Linked DNA regions of Homo sapiens: region 2 is linked to region 1. The links are chromatin contacts, found by Hi-C or POLR2A ChIA-PET in ENCODE. All regions are on one chromosome and are shown on one strand. Each heading gives the region's core, a stretch centred on a gene start or an enhancer-like site at or near the end of the contact. The rest is flanking DNA. Distances are from core to core; before and after follow the strand shown. Region 1 has its middle 90 kb from the start of SYNDIG1. Region 2 overlaps SYNDIG1 (synapse differentiation inducing 1).

Region 1 (3,967 bases), core at 855-3,354:
GCTCCTGGAAGATTTCACAAGAAATGTGAAAGAGGGAGATGGACAGAAATTTTGTGGCAGAAGCCAAGGGTCCTGGGAGAAACAAGGGTGCAAGGAACTTCTCTGATACTAGAGACAGAGAGGAGATTTTCCTAGGCTGATAGGGGAGTGAGAGCTGTCCAGGAGTCAAGGGAGGTCTCTCCAACTTAGAGCAGTGGAGAAGATTGCTGGATTCTCTGTAGCAAGCTAGGAGGTAGCTTGGCCCCAGAAAGATGCATCTGGGACATGAGGTACCTCACAGATTCTCTCACTCTGCTGTGGCCATGGACATAAATCTATCCCAAAGGCAGGGGCAGCGGCCTTCCGTGGAAGCCTGAGCAGGTGGATAAGGATGCCTGAGTTTCTCACCCCACACACCTCTTCCTGCTACTTTGTAGCTCAAGAGCTTGGAAACACGATGAATTCCCATTGGTAACACTCTAAGACTTAATGAGATGTGTTTCCAGCTAAATCAGTGAGATGGGATCTAAAGTCCAAATTGAATTGGAAGTTGCAGATAGAGAGCTACCCTTACCTGAAGTACCCAAGATTCCATGTTTCTTAGGTCAAGAAGAGAGCACCTCTTTCTCACTTCTTTCACTGCCAGATGGAGAGGAATTAATGCAAGGGACCTGACGTGAGTGGCCCCCCAGGGCTACAGCCTAATGCACAGTGGGCTTCTTCCCATAGAAAGTTAGGTGTGATGGTAGCAGGAAGCTGGAAAGGTTTAGGGAACAATACAGAGTTCGCCCAGTTGGTTTAAATGAAGAGACTTTAGTGAAAGGACCATTTAGAGGTAAGGAACAGCGTTATGGAAGAAAATCAGGTGTGGTTAAGCACCTGCAGCCAGCAGCGACAGGAGGTTATGTTACTGTCCTTAAGGCCTCGTGAACAGAAAGTGAGAGAAGTTTACTGTAGCCTGGTGAGCTGTGAGCTGTGGAAAAGGTCATCCAGTGGGAGCTGCATGTGCAGATGACACAGTCACCATCAGGACAAGGTACTGGGACGGGGAAGTATTCAGGAAGAAACACCTGGTTTCTCTCTACTCTTGCTCTCCAGTGCTCTTCTGGTGCCTATTGGTCAGACCTAACCAGAAACCTGCAAGTCTGGAGTTAGCCTCGTGGTCTGCATGTATCCTCCTCGAGCACACAGCGTGGCAGAAAAAGTTGTAGAATGAATCTGGGGCAGAAAACAAAGAATGATGAAGGCTGATGCCAAGGTCTAAGTCAGGTGCATGGTCCAAGCTTACACCTTCAATTTCTTTTGGGCATACACCTACCAGTGGGATTGCTGGATCATATGGTGGCTCTATTTGCAGTTTTTTGAGGAGTCTCCAAACTGTCCTCCATAGTGATTGTACTAATTTACATTCCCACCAATAGCGTACAAGGGTTCACTTTTCTTCACATCCTCATCAGCATTTGTTATTGCCTGTCTTTTGGATAGAGGCCATTTTAACTGGAGGGAGATAATACCTCATTGTAGTTTTGATTTGCATTTCTCTGTTTATCAATGATGTTGAGTGCCTTCTCAAATGCCTGTTTGCCATTTGTATGTCTTCTCCTGAGAAATATATATTCAGATATTTTGCCATTTTATGATCAGATTATTAGGTTTTTTCCTGTGGAGTTGTTTGAGCTCCTTCTATATTCTGGTTATTAATACCTTGTCAGATGGGTGGTCTGCAAAATTTTTTCTCCTATTCTGTGGGTTGTCTCTTCACTTTGTTGACTGCTTCCTTTGCTGTGCAGAAGCTTTGTAACTTGATGTGATCCCATTTGTCCATGTTTGCTTTGGTTGCCTGTGCTCAATGAATAGTTCAAGTCCTGGAACCAAAATGATGTTCCCTGGAGCAGGAGGGCAAATGAATAAGAAGGACATCTGGAGAAATTTCAGGATGGGTTTGGAAGCTGTAATCTTAAATTGGGCTTGGAGGATGTCATTTTATTTGCAGCAGGTCAGTGCATCCTCAGGGGACCGAGGGGAGCTGGAGCCACACAGTCTCTATGTGTTGTTTCACCAGAGCTGCATGGAAGCCTGCCCAGCAGCCACTCCCAGGGCATGGATTCCACAGCCCGGCAGCCTTGTCTTTGCCTTCTGCTGAGCTGCGGCTTGTCTCCAGCATCCCACAGCCCAGCTTTTCTGATGAGTGGGAATGTTGGGATGAATCCCCAGAAAGTCTTTATCATACATGTTAATGTCTGGACCAAAAGCTACTTTAGCCAAAACAATGAGTCACCTCTAAAGCACTTAACATTCAGTTCACTTTCATCACCCGTAAAATGGAAGTTAAACTCAGGTCAAGATATCAAGAGGGAATGAGAGAGAATGTATAATTTGGGGGCAGAAAATAGGCTAAGAATATGCTGGCAAAAGAAAAATAGCAGAGAGTTTGGCAAGAGGCAAGAAGGGAAGTAACTGAGTCCAGGAGAATGGTGTTGGACAGAGGGAGAGGTCCAGGGAGAGGCGGGGAGGTAAGGAGAGGCTGTAAAACTCAGAGAGGCTTCTGAGAAAGGAGAAGTGACAGACCTTGAAGTGAGATTACACGCTGTGAAGAAAAGAAGGGGAGGAAGGTGGTGGAAAGACAGCTAGAAAGTGGGGTGGGAAATGGTTAAGAGAGAGACAGAACCATAATTAGGAGAGAAATTCGTGACACAATATTCCTATAAAACAGATATTTGGCATAGGTTCCTCTGGAAAATGTGACTAATTGTAGCTCACATATATTAAGTTAAAATTCATTTATTTACAAATGCTATAATTTGAGGCTGAATATAATTTCTTTATAAAAGTCAAGCAGTAAAGAGTTGAACTCTCAAGGAAATAATTAGGACAATAATAATAATTTAAAAAGTCAGGCACCAAAATTAACCCAGAATTAGAATAATAATGTGGGATCAGATGGCACCAGAGTTGGGATGGGACTCCAGTCTCATCATTTAGCTGTCTGCCTGTGAGCAGCTGGCGGCACATGGAGCTCAGAGCTCAGGGCAACTGGGGGTAATCTGCAAACACAGGACTGCTTGTGCGATGGGGAGGTCTGCATAGGGGCCTTGCTGCTGGGCCGGGGAGTTGTCAGTTCAAATGCACATGCACACACACATACACACACACACATATACACACAAATATACTACACACACATAGATATATATACCCACAAATATACATGCTATATATATATATATATACATACACGCACACCCACACATATACACACACATTTCTATACACACAAATATACACACATATATACACACACATATACACACACAAATATATATGTACAAATATAAACACTGTATATATACACACACCCACATATATGCACACAAATATATATACACAAATATACACACAAATACACACACTATACATACACACACACATATACACACACCCACACATATGTACACACAAATATATGCCCATACATATACACACACTATATATACACTCATATATACACACCCACACATATATACACACAAATATATATATACACTTTACATACACACAAGTTATATATTCAAATATACACACACATATTTACACACACTAATATATATGTACAAACAAATATACTCACTATATATACACACACATACCCCCACATATAACACACAAATATATATACACACAAATATATGCACACACATATATACATATGCATACATATACACACACAAATACATTTATATACACACACAAGTATATATGTCCACACAAATATACACACTATATATATATACACACATCCACACATATATATACACACAAATATATGCACACATACACACATAACACATTTATATACACAGAATATATTAGTCTGTTTTCACACTGCTGATAAGGACATACCTGCGACTGGGAAGAAAAAGAGGTTTAATTAGACTTATAGTTCCACATGGCTGCGGAGGCCTCAGAATTATGGTGGGAGGTGAAAGGC
Region 2 (3,967 bases), core at 954-3,453, 120 kb before region 1:
GAGGTTCAGCATTTGCTGTGACTCCTCTCTGATTCCTGCCATCCTGGCACCTATGTTCTGGACCAGTTACAAAGAAACCATTTCCCCTTAGCAGTGTTGTTTTCATGACTGCATCTAGCTACTACCAAACCACAGAATTTGGCAGAATAGGGAGAATGAGACAACTGAAAATGCTTCAACTCTTTTAATGGCATGTCTCTATTGTCAGGATTTTTTGCAACTTTGCTTCAAGTGCTGCAAGGGGAAAGTCTAGCATCCCACTTTCTATATTCGGATTTCTGATCTTCTAAAATAAGTCCCAGCTCCACTGTGCCCTGATGTCCAGGACTTGGTCTCCTAAGGAGAACACTGAGAGGCATCCAGACAGCATAAACAGCTGACCTGGGCGAGTGGAGTAAACATGAAGACAGCAAATATGGGCGGAAGCCACCTAAGATTGCCTAAGAATGAGGACCCAGTCTGCTCTGCAATTTAAATTTTATTAAAAATGTTGCAGTGCCATTTACAAAAACCCCAGAAGGGAACAATCCATGTGGATTCCTAAAATCCACCCCAATTTAGCTGCTAGGTTGAGTAAGGGGGGCAGATCTGGGGTTTGGATATGTAGGAGCCACTCTGAGCCCCCCTCTTCCCCGCTGAGGGGGTCCTAAACGCCAGTGAGTCCAGAGGATGACCGCCTCTGCCCACCAGGCCTGACCTCAGACAAATATGACACCCTGGGCATCTTCCTTCTCCTTGAGAGAATTTCCCCAGGGCTCCCCTGGCTGCGCACCCTTGGCTGGTTTTCCTGCTTCCCAATGACTTCTCAATGACTCTTTGCCAGGTCCTCTCTTCAGCCTTTTCCAGCTCATCTCCCTGTAGCCCGCGGTGCCACCTACCTACCCTGTGCCGATGACCACTCAGCTAGCAAGCTGGACACGCACAGACCCTCTGCTGGCTCCTCACCCACCACGTCTGTGAACAGCCCTGCCGCGGCTCACCTGGCCTTGCCCCACACCTGGGATCTGTTCACCACCTCCTCCATGAAAATCAAAGCATCAACAAGTCCTACTGATTCTTCCCCCTTGTCACCCTGGACCAAGCTACCATCCTCTCACCCAGGCCACTTCAACGATTTCCTAGTTGCTTCCCCACATCCTTACTGGGCTATTGCAGCAGTCACAGGGTCTTTCAGATGGGGAACTGATTCTGTGACAGCTCTGCAGGAATTCTTCAGTGACCCAGCTCCCGGGGCACAGACCAAAGGCTTTTGCGTAGCTCATGAGAGCCAGCATATGCCAACCCCCGTTTAGTCTCCGTCTCAACTCTGACATCTCCCAACTCTCTATGTTCCCTCGTGACTGGCCTTCTTTGAAGTAGAAGCTGTTCTTCATGAGCTACAGATTTTAAAGTTTGGATCCGGATTCATTCTGAAGAAAACTGAAAACTAAGAACATCCATGCTCCACCACAGGGACAATACAGCCTCAGGTCCCAGCCCCCAGGCAGCCTCCGAGCCACAGATGGAGACCTAGAGCCAGGGTGAGGGTGGCATCCAGAGAGGGCCAAGGGAGCTCAGTCGGGCTTGTTTGGGCTTGGGTTTCCTTCGCTGCATCTCTGTCCTGTCTTTCCCTGTTTTCTTTCCAGGGGTTCCTTTAAGCCTTTTTGCTACGCATAGGGTCTCTTTATTATGTGCGACTTCATTGCTCCCCGGGCTACCTATGCCACAATCTACACTGCAGTGAAACAAGCCATCAGATAGCCACACCAATGAAAGTCCGCAAAGCATAAAACTGCTCTCCTGGCTGGGCGCGGTGGCTCACACCTGTAATCCCAGCACTTTGGGAGGCCGAGGCGGGCGGATCACGAGGTCAGGAGACCAAGACTATCCTGGCTAACACGGTGAAGCCCTGTCTCTACTAAAAATACAAAAAATTAGTCGGCGTGGTGGCAGGTGCCTGTAGTCCCAGCTACTCAGGAGGCTGAGACAGGAGAATGGCGTGAGCCTGGGAGGTGGAGCTTGCAGTGAGCCAAGATCATGCCACTGTACTACAGCCTGGGCGAAAGTGTGAGACTCCGTCTCAAAAAAAAAAAAAAAAAAAAACCTGCTCTCCCTGGATCCCACGGATCTGCTTTGTAAGCAGCAATCCTCATGAAATGTCTTCAATCCAGTCATTCAACAAGTCATGCCCGAGTACGCACCCTGCAGTAGGCGCTGGGGGTGGCAGGGAAGCAGCCAGAAGAAGCCTGTGTTCTTGTGAAGCTCACACTTGACCTAAAGATGAGAGGCAGATCATGAGCTCAATGAGTGAGTTCTGCAGATAAGAGCTGTAGGAAAGTTAGCACAGGGTCAGGGGGATTGGAGTGCCAGGGGGCTGAGATCATGAGCTCAATAAATGAGTTCTGCAGATAAGAGCAGTGGAAAGCTAGCAAAGGGTCAGAGGGACTGGAGCGCTGGGGGGCTGGGGAGGCATTCCCATTGGGGGATTTTGGGGGTGACGCTCATTGCTTCTATGAGAACTCTGCATCCCGTATCAGAGCAAAAGTAGACGAGCTTCTCCTGAGCCCCTGGTCTATTTTTACCGCGTGGACACTGTGAGTCATGCTGCTGATTGTGTCTCCCTCTCAGCACTGCTGCTGAGCACACAGCCAGCTCTAGACACCAAAATATATTTGAGGTGCTCACCTCCCTCTTGGTGTGATCTCATTTTTCCTGATCTTTTTCCTCCACCTTGTTAGGATCATCTGTGCATTTAGTTAGCTGGTTATATTGCCACCTGTCCGCCCTGCCTTGCGTGATAAGTACCGTGCAGAAGGAACGCATCCCCAGCTATATTTCCAGGCATTACAAGCCGCCTTCTGGCAGGGGACGCCTGCCTTCCCCCACAGTCCTCAGGAAGGAGCAACAGAGAAGAAGGAATGAGAAGAATGAGGGCACAGTCTGCTTCCCAAGCTCAGCTGAAGACCACAAAGCTTCTGAGACCCTGACCATGAATCTGTCCATTCACGCATCCCAGATAAAGGGCCCTTGAAACTTGGAAGTGTGATGGGCTTCATGCTATGACATCTTGAATGATCACTGAACATAATTGTGCCAAAGTTCGTATCTACTTAATTTCCCAGAGTTTAAAGCAGAATTAACATAAATGCAAAGACAAAACTCCCACGTCAGCGCTCTGCTTTCCAGACACGTCAGCAGGCACTGTATGAATCAGTACTGTCACTCTTCTCTTCTTCAGTGACCTTTGTATTTTATTTCCTTTAACAGAGAGGACAGCCCCAAGGCCTTCACACCATCCTAACCAGAAGCCAAATGGCAATGCACTTGGAGGATGTGCATTTGATCCAGAAAAGCAAATTAGCATGTTCTTAACAAAGATTTGAATGGGACATCCATGGAATGACACTAACTCTTAAAAATCACTAAAATAGCTTGCTTAAAAGTCACTGAAATAGCTGCCAGGGTCAAATAAATGATTGTTTCAAAGTCATTCTTTCCCAGAACTCTGCAGGGAAGATTCAAGGGTGAGGATTCTGAGAGATTCTGTCTCCCTGACATTCATTCCTGTCTGTGCCCGGGGTATGATTCATCCTGGAGAGGCCAGGACGATGCTCTGTGAATCAGAGCAGCACTGATGCACAGGCAGAGATGCTTCCCAAGAGACACTGCCTCCCACGTGACACTCCAAGCCCTGCTCGCCACTTGTCCTGGACAGGATTCACTTAGTGATGGGGAGAAAGCAGATGACGCAGAACAGGCCTGCTGCTTCCACAAGGCTATGACTCCTGCATCCAGGATGATGCCCAAGACCTCCCAGAAGCTGGCCCTGCGACGAGGATCTGAGTGCACTTGGGAGGTGGTTCCAGAAAGCACTGGGTAGGGGCAAGAAAGGTAGGGAACAGAAAGAAGGTGAGGGGTATGTGTGGTTAAGCCAGTTGCTGCTGCCAGTGGCTGGGGCTCAGCCCTGTGGGAACGTCTAGGGGACTGT

Evidence for each region. A loop is a pair of places that touch in the nucleus more often than their neighbours do. ChIA-PET counts read pairs that join two places held with the same protein, here RNA polymerase II (POLR2A).
Region 2: a map of chondrocyte shows a loop between it and region 1 (2.5-fold over the local background). The contact joins two enhancer-like sites. A Hi-C loop is called at or near these places in 1 of 168 maps with a recorded cell type or tissue (chondrocyte). POLR2A ChIA-PET finds 5 or more read pairs at or near these places in 1 of 52 experiments (activated T-cell).

The regions. Positions count from the first base shown.
Region 1 is chr20:24,377,893-24,381,859 of GRCh38, reverse strand. No RefSeq gene overlaps it. Among named protein-coding and RNA genes, the nearest start is that of SYNDIG1, 90 kb to the left of the region's middle. Within about 2 kb of position 2,104, at least 2 of the 41 ENCODE cell types and tissues checked have a DNase peak (open chromatin) inside an H3K27ac peak, as active enhancers do.
Region 2 is chr20:24,502,072-24,506,038 of GRCh38, reverse strand. All of the region lies in intron 1 of SYNDIG1 (synapse differentiation inducing 1), which reads right to left. Among named protein-coding and RNA genes, the nearest start is that of SYNDIG1, 34 kb to the right of the region's middle. RefSeq lists enhancers at 1,327-1,826, 1,827-2,328. Within about 2 kb of position 2,203, at least 6 of the 41 ENCODE cell types and tissues checked have a DNase peak (open chromatin) inside an H3K27ac peak, as active enhancers do.